Regions from separate parts of the Homo sapiens genome. Here region 1 is linked to region 2. A link is a contact called in ENCODE Hi-C data. All regions are on one chromosome and are shown on one strand. The core of a region is the stretch at or near the end of the contact, and the rest is flanking DNA. Distances in the headings are between cores, read along the strand shown. Region 1 overlaps CHD9 (chromodomain helicase DNA binding protein 9). Region 2 has its middle 75 kb from the start of HNRNPA1L3.

What was found. A loop is a pair of places that touch in the nucleus more often than their neighbours do. Pooled maps may share reads with other maps.
Region 1: a pooled map shows a loop between it and region 2 (21-fold over the local background). The contact joins two enhancer-like sites. A Hi-C loop is called at or near these places in 2 of 37 single-sample maps with no recorded cell type and 2 of 50 pooled maps.

What each region holds. Positions count from the first base shown.
Region 1 is chr16:53,094,211-53,101,060 of GRCh38, forward strand. All of the region lies in intron 1 of CHD9 (chromodomain helicase DNA binding protein 9), which reads left to right. Among named protein-coding and RNA genes, the nearest start is that of CHD9, 43 kb to the left of the region's middle. RefSeq lists enhancers at 4,660-4,789, 4,748-5,947, 4,850-4,899, 4,990-5,069, 6,020-6,119 and a silencer at 5,610-5,719. Within about 2 kb of position 5,286, at least 40 of the 41 ENCODE cell types and tissues checked have a DNase peak (open chromatin) inside an H3K27ac peak, as active enhancers do.
Region 2 is chr16:51,567,524-51,573,596 of GRCh38, forward strand. No RefSeq gene overlaps it. Among named protein-coding and RNA genes, the nearest start is that of HNRNPA1L3, 75 kb to the right of the region's middle. Within about 2 kb of position 2,133, at least 2 of the 41 ENCODE cell types and tissues checked have a DNase peak (open chromatin) inside an H3K27ac peak, as active enhancers do.

The DNA.
Region 1 (6,850 bases), core at 4,036-6,535, 1.5 Mb after region 2:
TGCCTGGAACTCCTGCTGTGCAAGATTTCCTATATACACCCAGCATCCGCCTAGTCTGGGCTGGGCGGGGCAGGGCTGATCCTGTCTGAGAACACAGGAACTGGAAGTCTGTACCGGGGCAGGTGGCAGGGGCAGGCCTGGCAAAGACCCAGGGAGAGGACACCAAGGGCCAGCCACCGCACAGAGAGACCAGTGACTGAACATGGCTGGGCCGGGGTGTTTCCCAGCCCCGTCACAGTGAAAACTCACCCGTACCCGGTGACCCCAGGTGACAATTCTGAACCTGCAACAGCAGTGCATAACTGATAGTGTCACCTCTGCCTAATCCTCCTGGAAACACACACACACCCTGCTTTATTTCCCGTCTCTCAACACCCTTCCTTATGGGTACTTCATACCAGTCCCAAGAGCAGGCTTTTGTTTACTTTTTCTTTTTTTTTTTTTTTTGAGATGGAGTCTTCCTCTGTCGCCCAGGCTGGAGTGCAATGGTGTGATCTTGGCTCACTGAAACCTCTGCCTCCCGGGTTCAAGTGATTCTCCTCCCCCAGCCTCCTGAGTAGCTGGAATTACAGGCATGCACCACCACACCCCACTAATTTTGTATTTTTAGTAGATACAGGGTTTCGCCACGTTGGTCAGGTTGGTTTTGAACTCCTGACCTCAGGTGATCTGCCCGCCTCAGTCTCCCAAAGTGCTGGGATTACAGGCGTGAGCCACCGCGCCCGGCCTTGTTTTCCTTTTTACTGAATTTAAGTGCTTAGGGTTATTCACAATATTTGACTCATGACATTCTTTCATCTTCAGTTGGACCTTGTGCAACCTGCATCTGGTAATTTGTTATTTATCTGTTTGTGTATTTCCTTATAATACAGTCACTCCACTGCACGTTCTTCCCCTGTGTCCTCCCTTCCTATTACTTTGCCTTCCCCACCCTATTCTGAATATTGAGTTCATCATTCCTTTGCTCCTCTAAAAACTAATGCTTTTTCAAATATTTTTCTAAAAGCCATATTGTTTAGATTTGTTGTTTTTTCTTGTGTAAAGGAATATCCTGGCTAGGCGCAGTGGTTCATACCTATAATATCAGCACTTTGGGAGGGGGAGGCAGGAGGATCACTTGAAGCCAGGAGTTCAAGACCAGCCTGGGCAACACAGCAAGACCCTGTCTCTACAAAAAAATTTTTAAAATGTAGCTGGGCGTGGTGGTGTGTGCCTGTAGTCCCAGCTACTTGGGAGGCTGAGGCAGGAGGATTGCTTGAGCCCAGGAGATTGAGGCTGCAGTGAGCCATGATAGTGCCACTGCACTCCAACTTGGGCAACAGAGCAAGACCCTGTCTCTAAAAAAAAAAATTAAAATTAAAACAAAAAAGAATATCCTGCTATATGCAGCTTTCTTGGGTATACTTTTTTCTCATAATATTATGTGGCTAAAACTCACCCATAGCGTAGCATTCAGCTACGGTCCACTTGTTGTCCCTGCTCTATTGCAGTTCTCCCTAGTATGTTCCATGGGAATTTACTGAATCTCCTGTTAGTGGACATTTGGGTTGTTACCAGCTTTCCATGACTTTGAACACGCTAAGCTGATCATTTTTGTCTGTGTCTCCAGGGAAACAATGTGAATTTATCAATTTACAATCCCAGTAACAACAAACATATAAATATCCAATTGATCTGTGTTCTTTCCAACAATTTGGTATTATCAAGCTTCTTAATTTTTTCCAACTGAAAGGGTATTAAGTGACATCTCATTGTGATCTCTTCATGGTTATTGCCTTTCCAAATATGGTTTACAGTGGTCAGTTGGTGGAGCAGTGGGGGTCATCCTGCAAGGGGACTGTGAAGATTTTTTTTTTTTTTTTTTAGAGATAGGGTCTCTAAAACTCAGGCTGGATTGAGTTCAGTGGCACAATCATGGGTCACTGCAGCCTCAACTTCCTGGGCTCAAGCGATCCTCCCACCTCAGCCTCCCAAAGTGTTGAGATTACCAGCATGAGCCACTATGCCCAGCCAAGACGTAAGGATTTAATGAAGCACAGAATGCTTGCAAAGCCTTTCCCAGTTAGGACCACGTCACTGTCTTATTCAACTTTGGGTCGCCAATACCCAACACAATGCCGGGTACCTCATCATTATTAAACCAACAATATGATAATATTAGGTTGGTGCAAAAATAATTGCGATTTTTGCCATAACATTTATTGAGTGCTTGCTTATTAAGTGCCAGGTGCTATATTAACTGACACCTTTACTTTTATTATTTCATTTAATTATTCTGGAAACTCTATAAGTTAAGTTCTATACTACCCCAATTTTGTAGATGGGAAACTGAAACTAAGTGTCTCTCCCAGAATCACACAAGTAGTAAATGATAGAGCCAGGATCTGAACGCTGGCATCTGACACCTAAGTCCTTAGCTACTATATTATAGGTGCTCAATAAATTCTTGAATGAAATAACTTCACTGTGTTATTCTCTTTCATGTTGCTTATAACCAAACACTTGAAACTGGATAATTGATAAAGAAAAGAAATTTCTTCACAGTTACAGAGGCTGAGAAGTCCCAGGTCAAGGGGTCCTATCTGGTGACAGCCTTCTTGCTTGAGGGGACTCTCTGAAGAGTACTAAGGTGGTCCAAGGTGTCGCATGGTGAGGGGGCTGAGTGTGCTAACATGTTAGCTCAGGTCTTTGTTCTTCTTATAAAGCCATCAGTCCCCACCCATTATAACCCATTAATCCATGAGTGGATTAATCCACTCATGGATTAACCCATTCATTAGGGCAGAGCCCTCATGATGCAAGCACCGTTTAAAGACCACATCTCTCAATACTGCCACATTGGGGATTAAAGTTCAACATGAGTTTTAGAGGAGACAAATATTCAACCCACAGCACCTACCCATAACCAGAGATAGGGTCACATGCCATGGTACTTTTACTTTTTATCTCTTATCAAGTATATTTAAATACACTTACATTTTGATTATAAACATGGCTTAAAGAATTTAACTCAATTTATAATTGGTTATAATTTCTCAGCAATCATGCAGACTTGAGAACTCTCGCTGTGAGAGATATCTAACTCACAGATTATTCTGAAATGCCAATTCCTCCTTTATCAACAATTCCTCTAACCTCGCTCTCCCTTCCTTCCTTCCTTCCTTCCTTCCTTCCTTCCTTCCTTCCTTCCTTCCTTCTTTCTCTTTCTTTCACAGTCTTGCTCTGTCACCCAGGCTGGAGTGCCTGGGTGACGATCATAGCTCACTGCAGCCTCAAACTCCTAGGCTCAAGCAATCAGCCCCCATCAGCCTCCCAAAGCACTGGGATTACAGGCATGAGCCACCGTACCTGGTCTGTTGTGTCTATTATTGACCCACAAGGGCAGAGATATTTGTATGCTTAGTTTTGTCTGTATCTTTAGTGAATTTAGCACTTAATGTGTCCCTAGTACCTGTAACTGTGTGTGGCACAGAGAGGTAACTCAACAAATATTTATTGAATGAAGAAATAAATGCATGCTTGCAGGAATGGATGAATAAGTGAATGAATCAATGAATACTAAATTGAATAGTTAATGAAAATTGACGATATTATTTTGATTTTGTGGTTTTTAAAAATTTTGGAACCAGGCTGGGTGCGGTGGCTCACACTGTAATCCCAGCACTTTGGGAGGCCGAGATGGGTGGATGACCTTAGGTCAGGAGTTCGAGCCCAGCCTGGCCAAAATGGTGAAACCCTGTCTCTACTAAAAATACAAAAATTAGCCAGGTGTGGTGGCAGGTGCCTGTAATCCCAGCTACTCAGGAGGTTGAGGCAGGAGAATCACTTGAACCCAGGAGGTGGAGGTTGCAGTGAGCCGAGATCGTGCCATTGCACTCCAGCCTGGGGGACAAGAGCGAGACTTCGTCTCAAAAAAAAAATTGGAACCAACTGTTTTTTCAGGTTTCAGACATTTCTGTAAACCAGTAGAAAAGCTGGGAGGCAGACAGGCGTGGTGGCTTACGCCTGTAATCCCAGCACTTTGGGAGGCCGAGGCGGGTGGATCACCTGAGGTCAGGAGTTCAAGACCAGCCTGGCCAACATGGTGAAACCTCGTCTCTACTAAAAATACAAAAATAAGCTGGGCATGGTGTTGGGCATCTGTAATCCCAGCTATTTGGGAGGCTGAGGCAGGAGAATTGCTTGAACCCAGGAGGTGGAGGTTGCAGTGAGCTGATATGGCTCTGCCCCACTCCAGCCTGGGCAACAGAGTGAGACTCCGTCTCAAAAAAAAAAAAAAAAAGAAAGAAAGAAAAGCTGGGAGGCCTGAGATTTTGTGTCTATTATACCTAAGGGATGAAAGAGTCCTGACCTGGAGACCCGAAACAATGTTTGGCTGCTTTTTTCTTTGTCTCTTGTAAACCAACATCAGCAATGAGCAGGCCACCTCAAGTGTGACTCAATCAACGCGAGGCAGGAGGCATGCAAAACAAAACAGAAAACTCCTGGCAGCCTTAATATAGCGATTTTTCTAGCAATCTACATGACTATCCAGGCCCAATGCACCCCATTACATATGCAAAACATCTGACGTTTGTGTAACAAGCCCTTAACCCCTGGCTGTTATTCTTATTTCCAAACTGGGGTGCATCATTAGATAAATGCAGAAATCAAGAACCGTCGCTCCTAGTCAAGCGTCTGTGGCTCAGTTCTCAGAGCCAGGCCAAAGGAGTAATTATAGCTTTCCTCTATAGTGTACGGGGCAGGAGGCTGATTTAATAAAGGAAGCCTACTGTCTGTCTCCAGCCTGGCTCTGACTCATGGAACGAGGGAGTCCCAGAGCACTACCCACAGAGGGTGGGTGGTGAGCAGCTGAGGGTGGGAGGTGAGGGTGGCCGCTAGCAAGGCCTGGGCCCAGAGCCCTGAGAATGAGGAAACTCCCTGCTTGGCCAGGAGGAACCTGCAGCTGGAGCCAGAGGAAGTGAGGCTCAGACAGAGCAGCTGCTGTTCCAGCAACAGCAGCAACTGCCGCACCCTTGAAAGGAGGCCCCTGCCGTGTGGACCCGTAAAATAAAATGGGTTAGTAATTTTCATATTCAGAATTGATTGGGGGAAACGATCGAATTGCTTCTAATGGGGATGGCCACCTTTGTGTGCTGTACCAGGGTCTTTGGTTTCTTTTAGGGGCCTGGGTCGATGGAGTCTGGAGTGATGAGCGTTCGGTTAATTTGGTTTCTCACTTTGGCAGCTAATTAGGTCTTCACGACCACAGAGAGAGTTCTGAGCTGGGAGTGGTTTCAGCTACACCGAGGGGGACGGCCCGCTCTGGAATGGATTTGTGTTCCACCTTAGATAGGTCACCAGAGGTCATCTTATCCTTCCTTCTGCCTCCAGCTGCTTTCTCCTTCCTCCCCTGACAATCAGCCAGACAGAGGCAACCTGACCTCTTCCTCCTCCGGACTCCTCCGGGCGGGAGATTCGGCTCCACCCCTTCCCTTCCCGCTGAGTCACACACCTCCCAGTCAGGTGATCCTCCCCTGGGCCCTTCCGAGAGCACCTTGACCTATATTCCGTTCTCTCCATGACAGCAGACTCTAAGAGTCCCGGGAGAGAGCCCGCCAGGCCAGCTGGCGTGGTGCCCTGGCAGCCCCAGACTGCAGACCAGGCGCCCCGGGCAGCGGGAGGGGGTGCTCCCACCCCAGAGGCCTGGAAATGGAAAGTTAGGAGGCTGGTGGCTGTGTGCAGGGCGGGGGAGGAGGAGGTGGGGAGTTGAGTCAGCTGGGAAAGCTGACAGCCACTGGCGGCCGCGTGCTTCCTCCCCTCCCTCTCTGGGCTCCTCAGCTCCCTGCCAGGCCCTGACCAAGCAGGCTGCAGGGGATGAAGCGGTGAAGGGCAGATGCCATTGTGGCTGGGTGATACTGCAGCCCACGGGGAGAGGTGAGGAATTGTGCAAATAATGGGATAAACCTACATGACTCACCCGGAGAATGTGAGCCGAAGAAAACTTCTCCTGCCACAAGGACCGAATTCCCATTCCCAAATTATCCACAAAATGGCCCCTACTTATTTTGTCTATGGGTTCTTTGTGCAGTTGCTGCCTGTACAGTCTTTGTGTCCTCTGAATGTGAGGAGAATAGGGCTGCTATGGGAAAGGAAATTAAAAGAGAAGTGATCCTTGGGTATCACACCTGTAAAAAGCGATATTAACTGAAAATCACTGTTCCTTTTGAATTAGAAAGCACTCTGAATTTAGACTCATTCGTCTTTTTTTTTTTTTTTTTCCAAAAGACAGGGTCTTGCTCTGTTGCCCAGGCTGCTGGAGTAAAGTGGCTGATCATAGCTCAGTGAAGCCTGGGACTCCTGAGCTCAAGTGATCCTCCCGCCTCAGCCTCCCAAGTAGTTGGGACTACAGGCATGCACAACCATGCCCGACTAATTTTTTAATTTTTTTGTAGGGATGGAGTCTCACCATGTTGTCCAGGCTGGTCTTGAACTCCTGGGCTCAAGCAATCCACCCACCTTGGCCTTGGCCTTTCGAAGTGCTGGGATTACAGGCGTGAGCTGCCACCCCCAGCTTGAGTAGAATCTACCTTCACAAACACTTAGAAGCTCTATGACATTGGCAAGTCACTATAGGCCTCTGTCTCCAATCTGTAATATGGGGATTTTTAATAAAACCATCCTACTACTACATCAGATGGTGTGAACATGAAATCAGATGATGTGCATAAAACATGTTATTATATATAATTATGTGTAACTATATAATATTTTCTCTAGATGGCTATGTCACTGCCCTGTACCATCTGAAAGGGTTGTTTTACTTGTTCACTGTGCTCATGATAGAAGAGCCTGCCTCTGGGTGTGTTCA
Region 2 (6,073 bases), core at 883-3,382:
ATGCCACCATGCCTGGCTACTTTTTTTTTTTCTGTAGAGACAAGGTCTTGCTATGTTGCCCAAGCTTGTCTCAAACTCCTGGCCTTAAGTGATCCTCCCACCTCGACCTCCAAAAGTGCAGGGATTACAGGTGTGAGCCACTGCCCCTGGCCAAAAGTTTTGCTTTCTTAAGCTACTACTAGTCAATGTTTGGTGCTGGCAAAAGCATCCTGAAGTAATACAAAGGTCTATTTTGGAATCTGGTTGTGGTGACAAATACAACCTGACTGCATTGTTGTAAATTAGGGGTACAACTAGGAAAACAGAATTTTGGGGGGCTCCTATAGGGACAGTCAACAAAAACTTCCTAAAGTGGAGATATAAACATTTTATTCAGTGGTAGAGAGTGAATTAGGTCTTCTTTATAATTTTCCCCATCTCTAAGTTTATATGACTCATTTGTTGTATTTGCAAGTGGGACCCACTTGTTTTGCAGCCAACACTTACACTAATTTTTTTTTTTTTTAAATGGATCGGAATCTATTGTAGGAGGGGGAATGGTAAGCAGTGGAATGTAAAACGCAAACCAATCTATAGTTTCCAAAGGGCCTAGGGAGGCTGCCAAAATTAAAGTTGGCAGCAAACAGTTTACTAAATCTCTAAAGAAGAAAAAAAAAGGTTATATTACAAGTCCCATAAATATTCTAAGAGTGGTAGGTAAAGTGTGTTTAATACTGATGAACAAAGTTTTAGCATGTATTGGAAAAACAGTTTCTAATATAAAATTACCGACAACTGGAAGTTATCTGCAAAATTTTATACCTAAGTACTTGCAGATGTAATTTATTTTTCTGACAGCACCGCCTGTGTAATGAAAGTTGCTTTTAATAAAACATGAATGCAGTTAGGTTTTGCCAATTAGGTTCAGAGGAGTTGTAATCAGTCTGATTCAAGTTGATACGTAGCTCCTTAAATTCAGCACTGACCCATAGAATGGCTTCAGAATTTCTAAAGTGTTTGTGAAAGATGAACTCCCAAAGCTCCAACTGCCCAGGCAGAAGGGAGGTGGTCCTGGCCAACTCAGGACAGATGCATCCCAAAGGGACTACAGTGGTCGTGGCTATAGAAAGCCATGTGTACTGGGTTGGGTGTTAACACAAGATTACAACTGACATGAAAATAAGCCCATTCTCCATTTCATTTTATTCATGAAAACATGAGCAAACGTCTAATGCATGCAAACATCTAATAGCCATAGATCAATTATCATTTTTACACAATCAGCCAGAAGACAAACCCTGGTTCCTTCTATGTTAGCACACTTCTTGATGCTCGGTGAGATTTCAAGATCTATAAAGACATGTCCTGTCACCTTGAGCACCTTAATAACCTGTCATCAGAAGAAAAAATGCAACAAAATGAAGTTTTGGGGTCTAGAATGAGGTCATCAGTATTTTGAACTTTTCATTTGGGTCCCTGAAGTCTTATATTCAACAAATATTTGTTGTTTAAATATTTGCAAAACATAGAGGTCAAAAGATTTGAAGCATTAGTTGGACTCAGCCAGAGACCTGTTTCTAATAGTTGCTATGTTTTCATATTTAAAAACAGTAATAATAATTATTGCCCTGCCTAACTTATTGGAATGTTGGAATGACACAGTATAATGATTTTAAGGGAAAGTGCTTTGAAACTTTAAACGCACTATGCAAATGTCAGTTACTGGTAAGTACTGGGAATAAAATAGAGGGCTCCTGTCAGTCGGAAATCTTATAGGTTGGTTGAGAAGGATGGTTTTTTGCCTCTTGGGTTTCAAGTTCCCTGCTAGGTCACAGATTAAAGCATTTCATAGGCATGATCTCATACCAGTCCCACAAGGATGAAGAAATTGATGCCTGGGATAGTGCAGACACTCAGGTGAATGGTTGAGATAGACTCTGATACTGCATCTATTTTGCTCCAAAGCTCATCTGTTTCATCTGATGACTTCATTTGCTCCCTCATGAAGCCAATTAACAACAGAAGAACCTAGAAGTGTTCTGCATAAATGATGCAGACATAAATACCGTGGGGATATCAAGGCATTGCCTCCCCAGAGCTGTGGTTAAGTGCACACTTTGTCAGCTCTTCCTTCTCTGTTCCAGCCTGCACAGAGTTGGCAAGAAAAGTTAGTATTTTCTTGGTATCTGCAGCTGGTACTCCCCAGACAGGAACTGAAACACGCCTAATGGTGATTCATTCATTCTCAACTGAGTTTCTTCTTTCCTGTACCCCAGGGCACTTCCAGGTTCTGGCCCTGAAACGGAAGTCTATGTGTGAAAGAGACACACAGAGGCAGCTTCCCAGCTATTTTCATCTCAGCTGGCTTGCCAAAGCCCCATTTCAAACCTCTCTCCTCCCCCAAAGTCACTGGAATATCAATCACAGTAAAGGCGTGTTGCATTCCTTAATGGTAACTCCGACTCTTGGTTTGGCATTTAGATAATGTCCCTACTATCTGTCCCTTAAGCAGACAATAGGGACAAAAGATGGAGACGGGTTGGTTCCCTGCAAAATCAGAGACTATAGTGGTAAATACATTTTATTGTCTTTTAGCTTGTTTGGCTGAAGCATCTTGAACCCTCCTAGAGTTGGCACAAAGCATTTTTTCCAACTTGAAAAGCATTTTTTGTTAAGTTTATTTTTATAGGTTTGAAATCATACTTCTTGTTCAGTGGCTTTTGAGGGACAAGTATGAATAGCAGGAGACAATGGATTACAGAAATATTTAAATTGGCATGAACAGAATGTGAGCTGGAACTAGGATGAGGCGAGTTGGAAAATTATGATATTTTGTATATTGAGTTTCTTTGCATTAATTTTAATTTAAAAAATTATTGCATTAAAGTATTATTGATCTTGATTACTAGGTATTTTGGTACCTCTGTAAAATTTGCACCTTGGGCAAGTATCTTACTGGCCTCAACCTAGTTCCGTCCCTGCATAAGACACGTTTATTATGCTACCCATGGACCTGTGGACTTCAGAAGACATTTTGTGGCTCCCTTGAGTCAACTCAAACAGGGCCCTGTTGGAGCAGGATACTACCTCCCTCTTCTCCAAAAAACGACCCATGCTCTGCTTTCATAACAGAAAATTATTCTGCATGTCTGCTCTGGGGTATAGAGGAAGAAAGTATGCCATCTAGGCTCTGTGCACGAGCGCGTTCAAGCCGGCATTGCTCAAACTTTAGCACGGATATCAGTCACCAGGGACCTTGTTAAAAGTGTAGGTTCTGATTAAGCAAGTCTAGGATGAGGCTTCAGATTCTGCATTTCTAGCAAGTTCCCAGGTGATGCTGATGCTGCTGGTCCCTAGATTATATAGTCCCTGGTAAGCCAGCGACTATAGCAGTAAATATATTTTATTGTCATTTAGCTTGTTTGCCTGAAGCATTTTTAACCCTCCTGGAGTTGGAATGAAGCATTTTTTCTTACTTGAAAAGCATTTTCTGCTGAATTTATTTTTATAGAACCTTTGAATAGCAAGGGTCTACAAACTGGTGGTTCATGGGCTATGTCCACAAACATGGTTTGTTTGGACCAGATTTTTTTTTTTAATTAGCCAGATAGTCACCTATTCTTTAAAAAACCTCTGGAATATCTAGTAGCCTTGGACCAGCCTTTCTGCATAGTAATGAAAGGCTAGAGAATGGTAGGAACTTTTTTTTTAGACAGGGCATAGGTCCTATATTTTCCTGTAATCCTCACCACATGTATGCACAATGTGAACTTACTTAAACTTCTCCACTTTATTTGTTATTGGTCTGGACTACATAGGCCTTTGAATTTTGCAACCTCGATCTCCTATTTAGTTTGTCAAAAACATTGACTGGTATTCACTCAAATCAGAAACAAGCATATTGATATTTGTTGACTCTTATTCTCAAGCATTGGTCTATGTATTTTTGTGGCATTATTACCAACTTACAGCATATCCAAAGGCTATGTTTAAAATTAGCCTCATGAACAAGAGGAAACAGCAGTAAAATTAACTCTCTAAAAGGCTTAGACCTTACTGACTTGGATTTTGAAACCATTGGAAAATTTTATGTGCGATTAAGTTGAGGACTAAAGAATTAATGGAAGCACCATCTACTAATTTGTGTTTAAATTTGGCCAAGGTGTATTGTAGCATTTGAAGCAGAAAGCATGGAACTATTACTTGAATTTGGAGTCTAAATATTAAAATGGTACTCAAGCTAGTATAATTTGAATGATAATTACCAACTAAGTGACTTTTTAGGACACAGATATTTTAACTACCCTAGTTTTTGTTAATCACTGGCCACGCACAGTTGCTCCTCAAATCCTGCCAGTTCTATTCCTTAAACAGGTCCCCATCTATTCCCTCATCTTTCTTCTCCAGCCACTGCTCTGACATCCTGTCTCACATGGATCATTGTAAGAGTGTCATAAATGTCCTCTTGACTTCTAGTATTTCCCTCTGCAAGTCATCTTCCAACTTCCTGTGGAAGTAAAAAGCAAAAATTTACCAAGTTGCCCTCTCCCTAGACCTCCTCAGTGACTGACCATCACTGACAGGACAAAAATTTAAAATTCCTTCCCACCATGCAAGGCAGCACCAGCTCCCATCTGTCCACCTCCCACACCACACAAACCCCCTGCCCCATGATGCATCCATGCTAAAGACCCTAGAGCTCTAGGAATTTTCTGCAATGTATTAAACCTTCTTGCTTCATACTTACTGGTCCCCAGGCACATTGGTTACCCCTTCAAGGTGTTCCCCATAGCACATATTATATATAGTGGAGTTCCACATTATGTGGGCATTAAGCTCTAATATCAGAAAGCTTAGGGCAAAAATGAAGTATAGTTAAAACTATCTTGAGAAATTCTTTCTATCACCCATACCACAGAGTATATATGGTTTGTGATATAAGCAAAGCCAATAGTTCTCCACGTGGAACAAGGAGCTTTTAAAAAAGTCGATTACTGATTGACATAGTTGAACTTTAAGAACTAGAGAGAGAGGAATTGAATTTTTGCTGGTCCTCAGTTTCCCTAGCTGTGAAATAAGCAAGTTCAACTAAGTAATCATTAATAATTTCATTCAGCTTTACTATTCTAGGCTAAGAATCAAATACAAGTTTCAGGCAGAAAAGACATGTAGGTGCTATGTTTGGGGTGCTAGGTACTTTGGAAGTCCTACAACAATATTTAAGTGCATCAGGATGGACACATTTTTATGCAGTAGAACTCAAGGCACTTGGGAATTCCAGGCAGATCAGCTTGGATGGTCCATTCTCCAAAAAGAAGCAATTAAAGCAATGGGTCCAAGCTATTCTTCTCGGATGCATGCCAGAGAAGGACATGGGTAAGAACGTGGGCTTTTGGAATGTGCCGACACCCAAAAGGTATAGGAGGGCAGCAAGATGGCGAAAGGCTGTGTGGTGCAATATGGCACCTCTCCACACTTCTTCAAGGCTTCAGAGAAATTACTGACCGAGGCTGTCAGGTGATTGGAGTTTTTGAGGGACATACCACGAAGGGTGCAGTGTGGCATAAATCTAAACTGAGAAGGCAACTGAAAAAGTAATTCAGGAACAATCTTTTAAAACAATGATGCCAGGAAATTTGCAAGGAATTGAAGAGGGACTGGAAGCTTATCCAACTCTGGGTGATTCATATCAATCTCAGACATCCCCCAACCCTTTCTGGAAAAAGTTTCTGAAACAGAGTAGGGAGCAGAAGGTGGGAGGGAGATCTCAAGTCGAAAGCTGTGACTTTCTCTCCTCCTGATGAATTGATTTTCCAGAGTAGTGAGTTTCAATTCCCTCCAGACGATGTCCGAGGGGCTCTTCTGTTCATGAGAAACTAGAGCTGGAGGAAACTCATTTTGACTTTTTTTCCCCAGAATTGTTACGACAGTTTCCATTTGTGACCTGTGGTTACTTTTCTTTCAGGCTGTATGCAGCTCCCACTATTTCTAGCATAGCTCTGGCTTTTTTTTTTTTTTTTTTTTTTTGCCTCCTTGTTATATAGACATCTCTGGTGTGTATTAGTTTTCCTTTTTGCGAACAACATTCTAACTT